Regions from separate parts of the Homo sapiens genome. Here region 2 is linked to region 1. The links are chromatin contacts, found by Hi-C or POLR2A ChIA-PET in ENCODE. All regions are on one chromosome and are shown on one strand. The core of a region is the stretch at or near the end of the contact, and the rest is flanking DNA. Distances in the headings are between cores, read along the strand shown.

The links. Hi-C counts contacts between places; a loop is a spot of excess contacts on that map. ChIA-PET counts read pairs that join two places held with the same protein, here RNA polymerase II (POLR2A). Pooled maps may share reads with other maps.
Region 2: a map of G401 shows a loop between it and region 1 (13-fold over the local background). The contact joins two enhancer-like sites. A Hi-C loop is called at or near these places in 4 of 168 maps with a recorded cell type or tissue (B cell, G401, endothelial cell of hepatic sinusoid and 1 more) and 4 of 50 pooled maps. POLR2A ChIA-PET finds 5 or more read pairs at or near these places in 3 of 52 experiments (AG04450, CD8-positive, alpha-beta memory T cell and OCI-LY7).

Annotation. Positions count from the first base shown.
Region 1 is chr16:57,575,758-57,579,528 of GRCh38, forward strand. ADGRG5 (adhesion G protein-coupled receptor G5) reads left to right here. Exons shown (of 12, transcript NM_001304376.3): 12 at 1-1,432. All of the region lies in intron 1 of LOC105371291 (a long non-coding RNA gene), which reads right to left. Among named protein-coding and RNA genes, the nearest start is that of ADGRG5, 35 kb to the left of the region's middle. RefSeq lists a silencer at 678-747. Within about 2 kb of position 2,108, at least 4 of the 41 ENCODE cell types and tissues checked have a DNase peak (open chromatin) inside an H3K27ac peak, as active enhancers do.
Region 2 is chr16:57,499,501-57,503,151 of GRCh38, forward strand. No RefSeq gene overlaps it. Among named protein-coding and RNA genes, the nearest start is that of DOK4, 15 kb to the left of the region's middle. Within about 2 kb of position 1,456, at least 2 of the 41 ENCODE cell types and tissues checked have a DNase peak (open chromatin) inside an H3K27ac peak, as active enhancers do.

The DNA of each region.
Region 1 (3,771 bases), core at 858-3,357:
GGGGCAGCAAACTTTGTCCTGGTACCTGGGCCCAGCTCGCCAGGGATGTGGGCAGAGCACCAGCCTGGGCATCAGGAAGCCAAGTTTCAAGGACTGTCTTTGAGTCTGTCTGTATGACCTTGGGCCTGCCACTTCTCACAGACCCTAGGTATCCACAGCTGTGACATGGGGGCAAGCGGCTTTGTTTCAGCCTAACCCAGGAGCTTAGTAAAAATTGCATAAGACCAGGGGGAAGAGTGTCAGCGTGGGGTGGGAATTCCCGCGGCCTCCACCTGCTTGCTAGGGGCAGGATCTCATTCAGGCTGCCCTGGAAGCACCTGCTTGGCCCTGCCACCTTCCTCCAGGGGAGGGCCAGATGGCATCCTGGCTTGGGGCGGGTGGGACCTACCCAGGCTCTGAGACTTTACTGGCCTATGCCTGAGGCCTCTTTTCCTTTAACTCCCTAAATTATGATGACTCCAAGTCCAAGCCCACCCTTCCCAAAGATTGGGAGGTTCCGCCGTTCCCAGAGGCTCCTCCTGCGGTGCTCCCAAGACTTCCATAGACCATCTGGACCAGTAGCCCATCCCGCAGTTTTCTTGGGGGCAGAGGAAAACGCTTCTTTCTCCTCCAGCTGAATCAGCTGGATCCCAGTGTCCTGGCTGTTTGGTGATTGGGCAAGATTGAATTTGCCCAGGTAGGCGTGAGAGTGTGGGTTTTAAATTCGAAGCTCAGGCCATAGTTTCAGAGAATCACCCTTACCCCAGACCTTCATGAGACAGTGCTCATGAAGCCAGTGCGTTTCCCAGAACGAACACTAGGCGGCACCGTTGGTCCACACTCAGAGGCCCTTGGCGCCAAGACTGCATCTAGAATCGCTCAAACACCTGTTTGCAGACCCCATGCACCAGCTGGAGGGGCCGTAACTGCAGGACTGCGCCTACTGAGTGACCCATTTCCTCCAGGAGGAAAGGCAAGACACGCTTACACGGCCATTTGTCTCTTTTCCCAATGCGGCGGTGCACTTTCGCTCTTGGGGGCTGCACCCCAGACATAGCTGGCACCAGAGCAGGGTGCTCAGGTGGTGGGTGCTCAGGGCCCTGCCCCAGGCCACTGGGCCGTTTTGATGACCTCGAAGGTCACAGGCAGAAAATAGGAGCAGGATTTCCCCTGGGGAAAAGTTCTCCTGGGACATCTTCTGCTCTTCTGTACATTTCTAGATGCAAATAACTCCTTCACCAGGCAGTGAGTGGCGTAGGCTCTGGAGCCAGGCTGCCTGGGCTCCAATGCCAGCTCTGCCACTTGCTAGCTGTGAGACTGTGGACAAACCACTCAGCCTCTGTGTGCCTCAGTTTTCCTATTTGTAAAATAGAGGCCATAGTGGTACCTATTTTGAAGACTAAGTAAAAGAATTCAAATAAAGAGACTTGGCACAGAGTAAGTGCTCAGTAAATGGTTACTGGTATTATCATTAGTATTTTTGCTATTATTGTTAACAGTGTTAACTGAGTTTCAGAGGCCAGCCTGTCTAAGCCCCAGGCCCAGCTCTGCTCAACCTTGTAGGCACAACCCCTTCTTAGGCACATCTCACCATGCCTCAGTTTCTTTCCCCAGACGGGTCTCTACTCCCACCTCGCTGACTTTCTGCTGTTCTAGGAATAGTCCCCACACAGTGCAGCCTCCAGGCCATGCCACATGTCCCCCGACCTCCCAGTTCCCCAATCTTCCGGTCTATAGAAATTCCTGGTGGTCATTTATCACATCTACAAAATTGCCCCAGCGGTGCCTAGAGAAGGCCTCTTTCCCACGCTAACTCCAGGCAGATTCTCCCCACCCCTGCCACCATCTGGGTGATGTGAGCACCCATCCAAGCTCCCATGGTTAAGCCCAGGCTCTCCAGGCCTTGGGGCAGGGGGTCCCCTTGCTAATGAGGGTCCCGAGGAATTATGGGAACCTTTAGCCCTTCTCTTGGGCAGCCCCAGGGAGTGGGGACACAGGCTCCTGCTGTGGCTGGGTCTGCATAGAGCCCCCCAGCCCAGGACCCAGCCTCTCAGACCCCACCAAGCCCAGGGCTTGCCCGAGGGAGGATGTGGCCACAGCGACACGGGAGGAGACTGGCAGTTCCAGGAAGCAGCCCCAAGCTTGTGGCCCTGAGCCCCACTGGGGTCCAGGCCCTGGGCAGGGACCACTTCCTGGAAATGTCTCACTGGGTGTGGGGGAGGGACTGAGGGAGATAGTGTGGAGCCAGGCAGGGCCCCTCTTCCCCCTTCCTCTCTCTCCCAGCAGAGCCCAGATGGGGCCCTGGGGCCAGCTCTTGGGAGCTTCCAGACTTAGCAGGAGGATGGAATGGGGTGGAGTCTGGGGGCTGTTGTTCAGGGCCAGGGACTCAGAGCAGGCACTTGGTGAACGGATGCCATGTAAATGTCAACAGGACCACAGATTAGGAGATTTCTGTGTGTGGTTTTGTTAGTGTTATTTCAGAAAAGGGTGTGTGCATGTGTGTGTATGGGGGGGCTATTGAAAATAGGGTTGCCAGATAAAATATCAGATGCCCAATTTGGGAGACGTACTAAAACATTATTCATTGTTTACCTGGATTCACATGTAGCAGGGTATCCTATTATTGATGTATTTTGATTTTGCTAAACCTGGAAGCTCTAATGAGAAGAGCATTGGCTCAGGAGTCCGGGGTGTGGACTCTTCACTCTCTAAATCCACCCAGGCTGTGCTGAGGGGGAAGCCCCTCTGCCCACTGGATGAGTCCCCCTCATTCACAGCCCACTCAGCTTGAGGTGTTCCTATTGCCAGCCAAAGCCACCACCAGAAATCCCAAGGGGTCTGCCTTGGGTGTCCCCACCCCTGCTGTCAGCCCTGGCGCAGACCTAGCCCCCATCCCCTGTAGAGGCGCCATGGACCTCCCTGCCTCCCCACTCCCAATTCCAAATTCACCCAGAAGCCAGAGGGTGTTTTCCATCCTGCAGCCTGCCCGTGTCCACCCCTGCGGAAGCCCTTCCACAGCACCCCCTCTTCATTGCCACACTCCCCAGTGGAACTTGAAAGGCCCACGGTCCGGCTTGTGTCCCCCTCTCCAGCCGTGTCTTACCACTCCTTCCCCCTCCTCCTCGGTGCTGCCACACTGAACAGCTTTCGGTTCCCTGAACAGGTTCTTTCTCATCTCTGGGCTGTTCTCTGTCTGGAAGGCTCTCCCTGTGTGTCTCATTTGTGGAGTGATGGCGACACATCCTTCAAATCTCAGCCTTGCACATCCTCATTCCCCTCAATGCAGACTTCAAATCTAGGGTGGGGCCTCCTTTCAGCCCCACCACTCCCGCCCTTCCCCCATGACAGACGTTATTTCTTTGTATTATGACTGTCCCCATCTGTCTCAGCTGCCAGACCGAGGGCATTTTGGAGACAGGTGCTGTGTCTCATTGGCTCATTCATTCACCCATCATGTAATTGTTAAACACTTGTTATATTCCAGGCACTGTACTAGTTGCTGAGGATATATAAATGAACAAGTCATCACATTCTTGTGGGGGAGGAATGTCTCACACTAAACAGTTTAACAAATAGACATAAGATATGACAGGTGGCGACAAGTGCTGAGAAGAAAAATTGAGGAGGGTGAGGGAGTAGAGTGGCCAAGAGCCTGGGTTTCAGCAGAGGGAGCTGGAGAATGAACCCAGGGGCGCTGGAGCTGGGGGCGTGGGAGAGTGTCAGAGAGCTGGCATGAACTGGCAGGTTGCCTGGAGGGGAGGGCTGGTTCCAAAGCCAGTCTTATAGCAATTT
Region 2 (3,651 bases), core at 206-2,705, 77 kb before region 1:
CCACACCTGGGGAGTCACCTTACTAGCCTATTGAACCTCACGGAAACAATCTTCATTTCACAGGTAGAGAAACTGAGGCCCAGGAAGTAGAAGAATCTGTCCAAGATGATGCAGTCATGCCAGGACTTGAACTAGTGACTCTGGAGACTCTGTTGCTTGGGGCCTTGGCATAACCTAGAAGGATGGGGGTCCCTGTTCATGTCAGCCTTCTATGGGGCCTCTCGCAAGGTCCTTGCTCCCCCCACACTCCCCAGGTCTACTCTTGGGGAAAAGGGTAAGCTCCACAGAGCCAGGTGCCAGGCCCAGGGAAGAGGAAGACACCTGGAGTCCCCTGAATCCTGGGCAATGTCACCACAGCCATCAGACTGGTGAATTCTTTTTTTTTTTTTTTTTAAGACGGATTCTCACCCTGTCACCCAGGCTGGAGTGCAGTGGTGCGATCTCGGCTCACTGCAGCCTCTGCCTCTTGGGTTCAAATGATTCTCCTGCCTCAGCCTCCAGAGTGTCTGGGACTACAGGCGCCCGCCACCGTGCCTGGCTAGTTTTTGTATTTTTAGTAGTGATGGGGTTTCACCATGTTGGGCAAGCTGGTCTCAAACTCCTGACCTCATGTGATCCGCCCGCATTGGCCACCCAAAGTGTTGAGATTACAGGCGTGAGCCACGACGCCTGGCTATGAATTCTTTTCAAATGACATTGGTGAGAGGCTGGTGTCTTCGAGAGCTACACGGGAGCACTGAGAGCTGGCCCCTCTGTCCAGTTAAGATGAGGCCTTGGCCAGGTGCTGTGGCTCATGCCTGTAATCCCAGCACTTTGGGAGATTGAGGTGGGAGGATTGCTTGAGCACAGGAGTTCAAGACCAGACTGGACAACAAAGCGAAACCCTGTCTCTACAAAAAATAATAATAATAAAAATTAGTTGGGCACGGTGGCGCATGCCTGTGGTACCAGCTACTCAGGAGGCTGTGGTGGGAGGATCACTTGAGCCCGGGAGGTCGAGGCTGCAGTGAGCCATGACTGTGTCACTGCACTTCAGCCTGGGTGACAGAGTGAGAACTTATCTCAAAAAAAAAAAAAAAAAAAAAAAAAAGAAGAGATGAGGCCTCTTCCTGTCTCCCTCCCCGACTCGACAGTGACACAAACCAGCCTCCCCAGGAACCTTCACATCAAAGTGGACTGACCAGGAGGGGCGTGGAGAGGAAGGAGACAGGGGCCCCCTAGCTCCTTTAGCTTCCTCCTGAGGAGGCTGGGCGAGGGGCGATTTCTGATGGGCTCAGAGAGCAGCTCACAGGAAGGAGGCTTGGGACATCATTCCAGCCCCACCTCCCCGCACAGGGTTCTCCCTGGACTGCCTTCCTGAGCACATGCGTGAGATGCTAATAGCAGGTCTGACAAGCTGCTCCCTGGACAGGCAGCAGCGAAGGGAGGCCAAGTGCTTGGGCCAGCCTCCTCTCCCTCCCTGATTCATTGATCCACTCAGCAAACATCTGAGCACCTACTCTGTGCCAGGCACTGGGCACTGGGGACACAGTGTTCCACAGGAAGAGTCCATGGCCTTGAGGAGTTCACGGTGTAGTGCAAGTGACCAGCAAGTGCAACTGTGAGAAGGGCAGAGGGAGTGGAAACAGCTATAGGGTGCTAGAAGAGATACGGGGGCCAGGCACAGTGGCTCATGCCAACACTTTGGGAGGTCAAGGTGGGAAGATCACTTGAGGCTGTGAGTTCGAGACCAGCCTGGGCAACATAATGAGACCCAGTCTGTACAAGGAAATATAAAAAAACTAACCAGGCATGGTGGCATGTGCTTGTAGCCCCAGCTACTTGGTAGGCTGAGGCAGGAAAATCACTTGAGCCCAGGAAGTCAAGGCTGCAGTGAATCAAGATCATGCTACTGCACTCCACCCTGGGCAACAGAGAGAGACCCTATCTCTAAACACAAAAAACAAAAGACAGAGATACAGGGAGACCTGATTTGTCTGGGAAGGCTTCCTAAGGAAGGGACCCTTAAGGTGAAAGTGAAAGGATTAGTTAACTTGGTGAAGAAGAGAGGGAGAGTGTTCTGGGTAGAGGGAACTGCACGTGTAAAGGCCCCTTGGCAGAAGAGACCCTGGCCTGGAGATGGGCTTGGGAGGAGGCCAGGGTGGCTGAGTGCAGTGAGGAGGGGAAGTGCGTGCTTGGAGAGGCCAGACACAGGGTCTTGAAGGCCAGTCCCAGGGTTCCAGCTCTATCTTAAGAGTAACAGGGAGCCAGTCAAGGGTTTTACACGAAGCAGGAGATAAGATCCAATTGACTTTTTTTTTTTTTTTTTAAATGGAGTATCACTCTGTCGCCCAGGCTGGAGTGCCGTGGCGCGACCTTGGGTCACTGCAACCTCTGCCTCCTGGGTTCAAGCAATTCTGCCTCAGCCTCCTGAGTAGCTGGGATTATAGGCGCATGCCACCATGCCTGGCTAATTTGTGTATTTTTTTAGTAGAGATGGGGTTTCACCATGTCGGCCAGGGTGGTCTTGAGCTCCTGACCTCAAGTGATCCACCTGCCTCAGCCTCCCAAAGTGCTGGGATTATAGGCATGAGCCACCGCGCCCGGCCCCAGTTTATATTTTGAGAAAGAATCCCTCTGGCTGTCCTTAGAGAGCATATGGAGGGGGCCTAGTGGAACTGGGGGAGCAAGACAGGAAGCAAGAGCAAGTCTCGAAGGAGAGAGGTGGTGAGTAGTGAGAGGGTTGGTGGCTCTGAAGAGGTCTGAGAGATCTTCAGAATGGCAAGTGTCCCTGACTCCTTGGTGATTGGCTACTGGAAGCCAGGACACTCAAGGATAAGAAGGAAGAAAAACAATGACCCTGAGACGAACACTATGGTCTCAGTGCCTCCACAGATATAGACAGAAAACCAAGCCCACGTTGGATGCTTTTTTCCAAAACTGATTTTTCACTCACTCCCTCTTCTTTCGCAGGAAAAGGTGAATTTTACCAACAGTCTCCGACATACCCCTGGAGAAACACACTGTCATTTATTTAACCAGTACCTGACTGCGGCCATTTAGCTGTCTCTATTTTTGCTTTTGTAAACAATGCCACAATGAGCACTCGTGTGGCTAAATATTTGCGCCTGCACTTACAGATGATGTGTGCTTACAGACTTCCTTAGGAGAGATTTCTCAAAGTGAACTGTTTCAGCTGCATTTTGCCAGCCTGCCCTGTTCCCATCTGAGGGTGGGCATCGATGGAGGAAATCTTCTGATGCCCATAAGGTCAAAGCTGTCTTACCTTTAATATTCAGTACCTGAAAAAAAAAAAAACCCTTCCAAGACCAATATGTTGACCAAAGGCTACTAGGAATTCCCCAGATGATTCAAATTAATTTGTTCCTCCTCTGCTATGAGGACTCCAAACTTCCACTTGACAAGAGTCACAATTGTTTGGGTGAAACATTATTTGCTCAGTCCACAGATGAGACTTGCTGAACATATGGGTTTGGGGACCCCCCTGCCATACCCTTAAGTCCCCTCCCCAGGGTCTGAGACTTAGCGATGCGTGGAGAAGTCATTCCCCACAAACTTGCGCATCCCCTGAAGGGCATCTGCACTGAGCAGCTGGGAGGACCTGGGTAAGGTGAAGACGGAAGGTGTGGGGATTAGGTCAACCCTCTGCAG